2 separate regions of the Homo sapiens genome follow, and region 1 is linked to region 2. A link is a contact called in ENCODE Hi-C or POLR2A ChIA-PET data. All regions are on one chromosome and are shown on one strand. Each heading gives the region's core, a stretch centred on a gene start or an enhancer-like site at or near the end of the contact. The rest is flanking DNA. Distances are from core to core; before and after follow the strand shown. Region 1 has its middle 230 kb from the start of SMLR1. Region 2 has its middle 150 kb from the start of TMEM200A.

Region 1 (5,668 bases), core at 2,105-4,604, 85 kb after region 2:
CTAATTATGTAAGTCAAAAATTAATTGGTATACTGTATATGTGAACTTTCAAAGGAGTTAAGAAATACAACTCTTTATTATTGAGCAGCAGCTATTCCTTATGAAAATGTCCTTTAATCTAGTTGGTTGTTATGTCCTATCTGCCGAGATGCACCACCCAATACCACAGTTTTGCTGTGGGATCTATGTAATCAGTCCTCCTGGTTGTCAAAGCATCATCTCTTGAGATTTATTCCAGTAATCTAAGAAGAAACATGAAAGTCCTGTTTGTAGCACATAATTGAATATTTTAAAGTTCCTTTTGGATTTCCTTTTCATATTTGCTTGCTGATTAACTGAAATCCATTTTCAGGTCATAAATACAAAACTAAGAGCAAAAATCAGAGAGAGTAAGGAAAAGGTGTCTACTGTGAATCCATAGAAGTGTTGATTACATATATACCTTATAAAACAAGGAAACTCAATTTTTACCTTGTACATGGTTTCAATTTATTGTTGTCTACAAAAATCTCCAACCCCTGATTTTGGTCAATAATGTAAATTTATTTCATGTTCTTTAATTACTAAATATTTCAGGTCTACAATGTATATGTAGATATATAATACTTGAGAGAGAGAAGAGAACTATTAGTTATAATAAATGTCATTACTTTGTGTTTTCTTCTCAGTGATTCAACATCAGTGGTTATCAAAGTGTGGTCCCTGAACCCAAAATAGTATCACCAGCAACTTTGTTAGAAATACAAATTGTGGGCCCAGGCCCAAACTTACAGAACCAGAAACTCGGGGGGTAGGGCCCAGCATTCTGTTTAACAACAAATTCTGATTCTGATGAATGCTTCAGCTTAAGAGCCACCATTCTACACCTTGCAGATGACTTCCAAATCGACATCTGTTTCCAAATGCCTAATGAACACAGACTTAGAGATATAGCACAATCCAAATATCTCAAAATTCAAGTTTGTCATCTCCTTGATAAAACCAGTTTCCCTTCCCTGTACTCCCTAATACTCCCTAATACTACCTGTACTCCTTAGCTAATCAGAGCTGTCTAATTACCAAGTGTGTTAGTTTTCTATTGATTGTTGCATTAAAAATTCCCCAAACTCAGCTCACATAGTTTCTGAGAGTTGGAATTCTGCGAACAGCTTAGCTGAGTGGTTCAGGCTCAGGATCTCCTGTGAGGTTGTGGTGGTCAAGATGTCAGCTGGGGCCGGGTGCGGTGGCTCACACCTGTAATCCCAGCATTTTGGGAGGCCAAGGTGGGCAGATCACGAGGTCAGGAGATCAAGACCACGGTGAAACCCCATCTCTACTAAAAATACAAAAAAAAAAAAATTAGCCCGGTGCAGTGGCGGGCACCTGTAGTCCCAGCTACTCGGGAGGCTGAGGCAGGAGAATGGCATGAACCCGGGAGGTGGAGCTTGCAGTGAGCTGAGATCGCCCCACTGCACTCCAGCCTGGGTGACAGAGCGAGGCTCCGTCTCAAAAAAAAAAAAAAAAGAGAGAAAAGAAAAGAAAAAAAGATGTCAGCTGGGGCCATAGTTATATAAAGACTTCTTTGGGCTAGAGAAATGACTTTCAAGCTCACTCACATGGGTATTGTCAAGAGGCCCCAGTTCCTTACCACGTGTGCCTACCATAGGGCTAATTACTAGAAGGCAGCCACTTCCCCCAAGCAAATATTCAAGAATAAGCAACCAAGGAAAAAGGGCACACTGATTTTATAACCTAATATCAAAAACCACACACCATCACTTCTGCCATTATTGGTCAATGAGGCCAATCCTGGTACAATGTGGGAGGGGATGACATGAGCATGAGACTACCAGGAGGTGGGGATCATTGGGAGTCATCTTGGAAGCGTTAACCGTGCCCAGACAAGTATTACCAGGAGATTTCCAACTCTCTTACTCTCACTGTTATATACAACCCATAGCCAAGACTCATCAATTATTCAGTATCTCCCATGCCTGTCCCCTTCATTGTAGTACTTTTCCTGACTCACTCTTCTATCTCACTATCTTGCCTCCAATCTCTATACTATTCCAACATTCCTTCTCACAGCTGGGTAACATTCCTAAAATACAAGCCAGATTTGCCACAACAGACCTTCAAAACCTCTCTTGCTTCCTATCAAGTAAGTGATTCTTACTTAGAATGGCATTTACAGCTTCCTCTGACCTAAGTATAATCTGTCTTCCCAGGACCATTTCCTGCTATAACTCTTCATTCTTCTCTCTCCAGGCCAATGATTGGATATCTTCCCCAACTCTTTGTTTCTAGCAAAGCTCTTTTGATATTCTATTTATCCAGAACAACCTCTTTCTACTCCAAAGCCAAGATCAGATGCTGTCTTTACTGATATTCCAGTCAGAATGAATTATTATCATCCACGGCATGTTATACCTCCAATACAGAATTAGTTGCAGCTGTAGTTAGTTGTTTAAGAGTCCCTATTTCACCTACAGATTTTAATCTCCCCAGGGTTAGGGGTTTTCAGTTATCTTTATTATCAATACAATATTAGGGTTTGTTGAATTAAAATATATAATTTCAATAGGCCCTTTCATGTGAGAGATGATTCATACTATTCTCAACAATGCAAAGGAAAGGTATTTAAGTTTGAAATAATCATGACTATTCCCCTAAAGAGTAGCCCTTCCTACAAAGTTTCTAGTTGGAAAAGTAGCCTACAATATCCAGGCTATATTTTCATTTGAAAGACTTTTCCTACAGACAGATGGGACAGTCTCCTTTTACAATGGAACCTAGAAATGTGCATGGAGATGGAAGTGGTGAAGGCTCGTAAGTGTGGCTTATAAACGTGTTAAAATCTAGGGTGATGGGAGCCCCTAAAGGGTTTTTACAAGGGAAGTACCTGATCAGATTTTTATTTGGAGGAATTGCCTCTGAGGGAATTACAGGCTACCTGTCTGAATTGGACGGGGACAGAAGTCAAACCAACGGGTGATGGTGGTACGCTTGTCTACAGTGAAGGCAGAAAAGATGGAAAGAAGAGAGTTGCTCAGGGGGTAGAACTGGCCAGACATGATGATTGATTGTGAGGGAGAGAGCTGAAGGTCTGGAATGATGCCCCGGTGAGGGTTTTGTGCCTGTGAATCTGGACCTAGGATCAGGACTCAGTGGGGAAAAACACCTTAGAGCATGAACTTTGCACAACATGGTACCAGCATCATTGTCATGTATGGAAGACAGCCCATTCTGGAGAGAGGCCACAGGAGCTATCAGGAAATTACGCTGACCTTTTTTCACAAATGAATAGGCTCAAAATTAGATTCTTACACCGACTGACTAAAGGGAAAGCTATTAAACTGTCAGACAAGAGCTCTCCCTGGTTTTTATGAGTTACCATGATTCATCGTTCCAGGGGAAGGAGCTGAGCAAGAATCATTTCCGTGGCTTCTCAGGAGTTCCTGAAAGATCACACGCTACAGCATGAAAGCGGAAAGACTGATTCATAATGATAGCACCAAATATCAAATCAAACATCTAAATACAAAGTGTGCATGCTTGATATGTGATTATCAGGCATGTGATGAGGTTTTACTAAATCAACTTGATTGTTCTGGTTAGTATTATGAACGCCCTTTCATCTGAGGGTAGGGATGATAGAGATACAGAAGATAGCCACATATAACACAAAATCTTTCTAACTAAACATAGTTGACACCAATTATGACAGTCTCACATATAACATGCTTCACGTGATTAAGGGTTCTTATATTACATGGTACATTTGAGTACTGGTGGGGAAATGGCCAATAAAATACAGCATATCTTCCAGGGAGTTTTTTAAACATTTGCATTTGGATACCCTGAGAGGAAGCAAGTATCTTTCAGCCCACAGCCACAGATATGCTTAATTCTCTCACCGATAGTATTGCCTGGCTTCTGAGTTGGGAAATCTGAAGGAGAACAACCAAGAATGCTGAAATGGGGCAGGGCGCGGTGGCTCACGACTATAATCCCAGCACTTTGGAGGCCGAGCCAGGCAGATTACCTGAGGTCAACATGGTGAAACCCTGTCTCTACTAAAAATACAAAAATTAGCCAGGCATGGTGTCACACACCTGTAATCCCAGCTACTCGGCAGGCTGAGGCAGGAGAATTGCTTGAACCTGGGAGGCAGAGGTTGCAGTGAGACGAGATTGCGCCATTGCACTCCAGCCTGGGGGAAAAGAGCGAGACTCCGTCTCAAAAACAAAAAACAGAAGCAAAAAGAGTGCTAAAATGGGTATCCTTGAGAACAATTAATACAAGTCACTGAGCTAATTTGAAAGGAGACAGAAACACAGGAGGGTCGCCCTGCAGCTTAGAGTATCTCCCTGCCCAGGATATGCATCATCCCTCTGAAGCCATGCTGGCCCTAACCCTTATTATTCCCCTTAATAGCTCTTAAGGTACAATCCCTAAAAAGTCTTAGGAGGCCAGGCCCTGTGTGTGTGGATCCTGCTCCCACTTCCAGATTCTTGTCCCATCACTCACTTACCTTTCAGCAATCTGACCTCCATCCCCACAGAGCATCGCAGGTCATCGCAGCAGAGCCCTGTGTGGCATCCCACCCAGCTCCCCTTTCAAGCCCAAGGCACTCATTTCCCCCAGCTGCTAGGAATTTAAGCTGCTTAGCTCACACCTGAGTCCCACTTTGGGAATTGCCCTCACCTGGTTCTCCTAAGGTCATGCCCCCACCTCGGGACAGAAGATTGGTCCATAAGTAGCCTCAGAGGCCTGAATTTTAGGCAGCTCCAAAGGACACTCCAACTCCAGAGCCTCCTCCTTTCCTTACAGGTGTTATTCGTGAAAGCACACCCGATAAACACCTGGCCACAAATCTCTGTTTCAGAGTCTGTTTCCAGGGAGCCCACACCAGGACACAAGCCCTCCTCATGCCTGCCCCAAAGCCTTTGTTTCTGTTCTTCCCTCTGTCTGAAACATTCTTCAGCCATCCTCCTTTCCCTCTTTCCCCAAGTGTCTCACCTACTCCTCTTTCTTAGTTCTGGGGTCACTTTTCCAAGAATGTCTTTCCTGAAAGTCCAGTCTAATTCAGGTCCCACTGTTCTATGCTTTCGTGGAAACCAGTTCCCTTTCTTTATAGGGCTTCCATTTGCAATTATGCAGACATTAATTTGCATGTCTGCCTTACCTACTCCAGTAAACTCCATGAGAGAAGGAGCTCTGTTCCTTCTCACATTGGTGTTCCAGCATACAGCAATGAATCTGGCTCAAGTTTGGAATTCAACGAATAGACATTAAATTGTCTGGTGGATTAATTGATTGATTGGTGGAGTGAATGGCCTCTGCCATCAAAGTCCTTTCTTTTTCTGATTCATCTTCCTGATAACAGGGAGCCCCATTTTCTGGTGACCATTCCTCACTGTGAGGTTTTTAAAGTGCAACCATGTGATAAGCTGTAATTATTGTCTTTACCAAGATCATCTTAAGCATTGTATGTTTCATCTGTCAAATGCTAATCATCTAAGAATGTTGAGGCTGAAAACAAGAGAAATGTATGCATCCTCAGCACTGTACTTTCATGGTAGGAATTCCAAATAGCTAATGGACAATAACAATAAAATAGCTCAGTATTAAAATCAGGATCACTACTTCACCAAAGTCTTTTAAAGTGTTTGTAGTAAAGTTGTGG
Region 2 (5,749 bases), core at 224-2,723:
AGCGGTTGCAGTGAGCCGAGATCGCACTATTGCACTCCAGGCTGGGTGACAGAATGAAACTCTGTCTCAAAAATAAATAAATAAATAAAAGCCATTTTGTCCTACTTTGAGGGCCTACAAAAAGGTGTTGAAATCTTATAAATTAAAAAATAAATGAGGTCTATAAATTGCCTATAAAACACCTAACCTTTATTGTCTCACTTGTTACTTCCAACAAACCTGTGAGATAGGTTGTCTTCTTCATTTTATAGGTAAGAAAATAAGGTACAGATGAACTTGCATAAATAATCAAGTTAATAAAGCAGAGCTAGGATTTAATCCCAGGTGACTTCTTGAAAGGATGAAGTCTTGACCACTAGGTGTTGCTTCCTGTGTGAATTAAAAAGCTGTTGGGCTTTTTTTTTTTTTAACTTTGTGCAATTTTTAATGATTTTTATTCCTTTTAACATATCCAACATCCTTGTTTTTATTTCATGGCAATGGTGTTGAGTTGTGAATGTTCTAATAGAGAAGCCAGTCTAGCAGTCTGAACTCAAACTTGCCATCAATGTTCATACAGTGAGAAAGTGTTATGGTTTGGCTCTGTGTCCCCACCCAAATCTCATGTTGAATTGTAATTTCCAATGCTGGGGGCAAGATGTGGTGGGAGGTTATTGGATCATGCGGGTGGATTTCCCCCATGCTGTTCTCATGATAGTGAGTTCTCACGTACTCTGATGTTTTAAAAATATGTGACACTTCCCCCTACACTTTCTTTCTCTCCTGCCGCCACGTGAAGAAGGTACTTGCTTCCCCTTTACCCTTCCACCATGATTGTAAGTTTCCTGAGGCCTCCTCAACAATGCTTCCTGTACAGCCTGAAGAACTGTGAGTCAATTAAACCTCTTTCTTGATAAATTACCCTGTCTCAGGTAGTTCATTATAGCAGTGTGAGAACAGATTAATACAGAAAGTATCCTCAATTTTTGGTGCATTCATTTTACATTCACATAGTTCCCTGAGCTTTATTCCATAATTTCACTAACTGTTCTCTGTAGCATGTGTGGGATCCTTCTACTAGACAGGAGGCATGTTGAGGGCAAGGACTGTCATTTTCTCTGCTTTATACTCCCAGGAATTAGCCCTGTTCCTGATACATAGTAGGCACTTAATAAATGTTTGCTGAGTGAATAATGAAGGGAAACTCCACCTTAAATTCTTTTCAAATTCTTCACTTTACCAATAATATAACTGGGGCAGAAATCAGCAAAGTCGACTTACCAAAGATCTACATTTATTGTGTGGTAGACACAAGGCCCCTCGAGTCCAGAATCTATGCCTAGTGCTGTTTTCTCCATGGATAACTAAAATCTATGAGTACAAATAGGAAGAAAGAGAGAGTCTGCCTATAGAGTGAAAATTGCAGATATATTCTGTTACCTAGCGACATCATGAGAAGTGTTTCAGTTTCATCTCTCATAAAAACAAAGGACACCATTGTTAGTATCTGACTCACATCAGTGCTGTGACAACGCAAGGTGTCTCAGCACCTGGAAGAAACCAGCAGCATTAGTAAGTGTTCCCATTATAGAACCACTAATGAGGCAATTTGTTAAACCAGCATCCCCCTGCAAACCAAAATCAGACAAATGAGCTGGTACATTTGAAGGTTCAGAAAAAACAAATTCTCAGTAGAAATAGAAATGAGTCTATGCCAGGTATTTGTGACACATTAAATTCATCTGAGGCAATTATCATGACTCATCATCAAATGGAAAACCTAGGATATCCGGCCTGTTCTGCTGGAAAAAGTGGTTGTGAGGGTGCCAGCAGGTAGGATGGTTTTATTTGGGAGGACTCTCCCTTCTCCTAATCCACTGAGTAACAATGCATGACCAGTAATATTTTCAAAGGAACTGTAAGGAAATTGTATTGATACTTATGTTCTGATATGATGAATTAGCAGACGAAGTAATTTCTTAACCTGACACTCAAGTCTTCTATGATCTGATGGCCACAAGTACCTCTGTACCCCGTAATACTCATTTTACTGAGAGAATATCTGCATCTCTTTACTCATGCTGTCTCCTACCTTGCCAACCTAACCTCCTCCTGTGCATCCACCTATAAGACCCCACTCTTGGAAATACTGGGACTTACGCCCTCCTCCTACACTCAGTACTGACCTAGATTCCAGCTTCAGCAACTCTAGCAACACTGCCCTTAACCTTTTGCCTTTGGAAACTTGGCAGCATCATCTTCGAAGGATCCAAACCCAGGCTCAAGTCCAGTGAGTTTTCTCTGGTCCTGTGCCTGAGCAGCCCAGCTGGCACAGCATGGGTAGAGACCACCTGTTTCCTGTCAGCTTCCCAATCCCCCTTCAAAGTACTCAATAAATGTGTGCTGCTAGGTGATGTGACACAGAGAGGGTTTTGTCGGATAGAAGAATGCTGCCACACATCTATTTTTACTTGACTTATTTAACAGTTTGGAAGGACATGCACAATTGCTCTACACAGTATAGATCTGGCCACCCAAGAGATGGCTCAGACTCACCAGGGGACAGGGGACAGCCAGTGCTGAGGAGTGCCTGCCTTTCTGCTCCTGGCTACACTGTGTCCCAGAAAAGACATTTTCTCACAGCCAAAAAGCAAGCAGTCACATCCCTGAAAAAGATATTTTTCTTAACTCTGCACCTAGAAAATCATTTGGAGGATGGTACTAGCAAGGACTGCTAGCTCTTACAGACAGATGACCTCAGAGAAGAGCAGGGGACTGAGGGGGGTGGAAATCCTGTGGTCTAAGTCTTAGCTTAGACTCTAATTGAGATGATAGAACTGTTACTTAACTAGCAGTTTCTTTTTGTCTCTTCTTTTATAAAATAAGGAAAATAAAATCCACCCTATTTGACAGATGGGCAAACTAAAGATAAAATCAATAATATATGTGAACTGACTATGGGATTGCAAAAAGCACAATGGATTGGGACATTGTTGAGATAATAATTGTTGCAGAAAGATATGGAACGTATCTTTCCAAAAGCCCAAATGTGCCCAAACGTGGTGGCTGATACCTGTAATCCCAGCACTTTGGGAGGCCGAGGCAGGTGAAACACTTGAGGTTAGGAGTTTGAGACCAGGCTGGCCAACATGGTGAAACCCCGCCTCTACTAAAAATACAAAAATTAGCCAGGTGTGATGGCACCCACCTGTTGTCCTAGCTACTCGGGAGGCTGAGACAGGAGAATCGCTTGAACCTGGGAGGCAGAGGTTGCAGTGAGCCTAGATCATGCCACTGCACTCCAGCCTGGGTGACAGAGCAAGACTCTGTCTCAAAAATAAAAAATAAAAAAAGCCCAAATGCCTTATGAAACTTCAGAGAGTGATCATAATCTTTAACACTTTTAAAGGGTTTTACAGAGCACTTTTACATAAATTATGCTACTTAATCCTTACATTGACATCAAATTATGCGTGATTATTTTTTCCATTTAAAAAAATGAGAAAACTGAATTCCAATGAGGTCAATCTACTTAAGACAGCTCAGCTGGTTACAAGATATTAACTGAAGTCTTTTGACTCTCATTTTCTTTTTACAATACTACTGTTTCAAGAAAGGGATTGCAGAAAAAGTTGGATTAAAAGCATTACATTTAATACTTTGTTATTTGTGCTAGACAAAAATGTCCTATGGGCATATAATATCCTCAGATCCCTTTCATAAACCAAATTATCCTTGAAAATTATTAAAAGATTGCATTCAGATTCATGTGTCTGTTAGGCTGATTAATATTTCCTACAGAGGCTATTAACTACCATAAAGAACATTTCCACCATTTTGCTAACTAAATAGACTTCTTCATTATGAAAACAAAAATGATATACGGAATTAGATGGCAGCTTTAATAATTACAACTAAAACCATATGTAAAGATACAGATGAAATAAATCTAAATGAAATCATTTTTCAGGCAGGTTGTATAAAACATCAGTAGCCTTTTAAGAATAATAGGTTTGCTTGATGATGGTTCTTAAATATAGGCTCATTAGGTGTCTTATTATTGACAAGTAAGAATATAGTACAAATCTTAGAATACTGTGTATATTTTTAAGTATAATTTTTTAATTAATAAAGTACATTTGGTATTTGAATGAGTAAGGTCAGGGCTAAGGGATCTGTTTTGCTCATCACATGAAAAAAAAAAAAGATTATTCATCCATTCCCTGTCCTCAGGGAGAGTGAAATATGGGAAAATTAAATGGTACTTGGCAGATGACATTTCTGAAGCCTGGTAACAGAAATGGTAGAATAAACATTCACAGAAGCCCCTCCTATGCCATAGGAAACTTGTTCTAATAGGATCATCCCGAAGATCCTGATGATGTGTCTCATCACTCTTTATTGCCCTCATTAGTCACAAATTAGATTACAGAATCAGCATTTAGTAAATCTCAGCCTCCTTCCTTTCCCAAACTAGCGACTCATCCTCGAGTTTAAGAAAGAACACAGGAAGGAAAGAAGGCAATATCCCTCTCTGCTATCTTTGCTGAAGCTAGAAAACTGACAACAATGTCTTTTATTTCTTGAAGTAAATAGCATGTCAAATTATTAATCAGGTTTTTTATTTTCTATATCTTACGATGCTTTGATATCTTGGGGAGTCTTGCTAATATGGAGAGACTGCCCCTCCAGGGGTCAGCTAATTCCTGGAAATAGCACAAGATTTCCCACCCCGTTCCCCCACCTTGCCAACACATTTTTCATAAGCAAACTAACCAATCCAGATATCCCCACGGTCTCCTTTATCTAACTGACACACCAAGCCAATGTTTCCCTGCCCTGAATCATTCCAGGGCCAGGTTTTAGAAGACTAGAAACCATCTCTATAGCCCAGAGCCCACCAAAATTAAACTACCCAATCTTCAGCTGTTCACCCTGTTCTGCACTCCTGTGGGAACCACATTAAAGGCCTGTGGTCATGTTTTCCCTCCTCTTCCTGCCTTCCGACTGACCTGGTGCTTCCCCATGTGACCCTGCATGGTGTGGCATATGCCCCCTTCTCTTGGGGACTCTGAGTACTACAACTTTTCTTTCAAAGGCAGTTGTTCTGCACCAGTCACCTTATCATACATGATTAAAACACATCCCAGGTACAAATCTCGAGGCACTTATATAGATGTTCTGTCGTGATGACTGTATGGAGAAAGGGGAAGAGCAGTCAAGTCCCAGTTTCTAATTCCAGCTATTTTACAGAATGTATGGCCTTAAGCAACTCTCCAAGATTCAGGAAGAGCAAGAGATCTGGACAATAAGTAATTTGTGAATCAGTGGATGAAACTAGATAATCTCTGCCTAATTTCAGAGTTAAAATTCTATCATTATGTATACATAAAAAACTTTATCTAAAAAGCTAAAAGTGTCATTATCACACTGCTGATAATGACATACCCAAGACTGGGTAATTTATAAAGAAAAAGAGATTTAATGGATCCCTAGTTCCACATGGCTGGGAGGCCTCACAACCATGATGGAAGGTGAAAGGCACATCTTACATGGCAGCAAGCAAGAGAGAATGAGAACCAAGGGAAAAGGGAAACCCTTGGGAGGCCAAGGTGGGCGGATCACGAGGTCAGGAGATCAAGACCATCCTGGCTAATGCGGTGAAACCCTGTCTCTACTAAAAATACAAAAAATTAGCCAGGCGTAGTGGTGGGCGCCTGTAGTCCCAGTACTGGGGAGGCTGAGGCAGGAGAATGGCGTGAACCCAGGA

What was found. Hi-C counts contacts between places; a loop is a spot of excess contacts on that map. ChIA-PET counts read pairs that join two places held with the same protein, here RNA polymerase II (POLR2A). Pooled maps may share reads with other maps.
Region 1: a pooled map shows a loop between it and region 2 (7-fold over the local background). The contact joins two enhancer-like sites. A Hi-C loop is called at or near these places in 1 of 168 maps with a recorded cell type or tissue (A673) and 8 of 50 pooled maps. POLR2A ChIA-PET finds 5 or more read pairs at or near these places in 4 of 52 experiments (AG04449, activated CD4-positive, alpha-beta T cell, activated CD8-positive, alpha-beta memory T cell and 1 more).

The regions. Positions count from the first base shown.
Region 1 is chr6:130,599,082-130,604,749 of GRCh38, forward strand. No RefSeq gene overlaps it. Among named protein-coding and RNA genes, the nearest start is that of SMLR1, 230 kb to the right of the region's middle. RefSeq lists an enhancer at 2,879-4,078. Within about 2 kb of position 3,355, at least 6 of the 41 ENCODE cell types and tissues checked have a DNase peak (open chromatin) inside an H3K27ac peak, as active enhancers do.
Region 2 is chr6:130,516,043-130,521,791 of GRCh38, forward strand. No RefSeq gene overlaps it. Among named protein-coding and RNA genes, the nearest start is that of TMEM200A, 150 kb to the left of the region's middle. RefSeq lists an enhancer at 1,121-2,320. Within about 2 kb of position 1,474, at least 5 of the 41 ENCODE cell types and tissues checked have a DNase peak (open chromatin) inside an H3K27ac peak, as active enhancers do.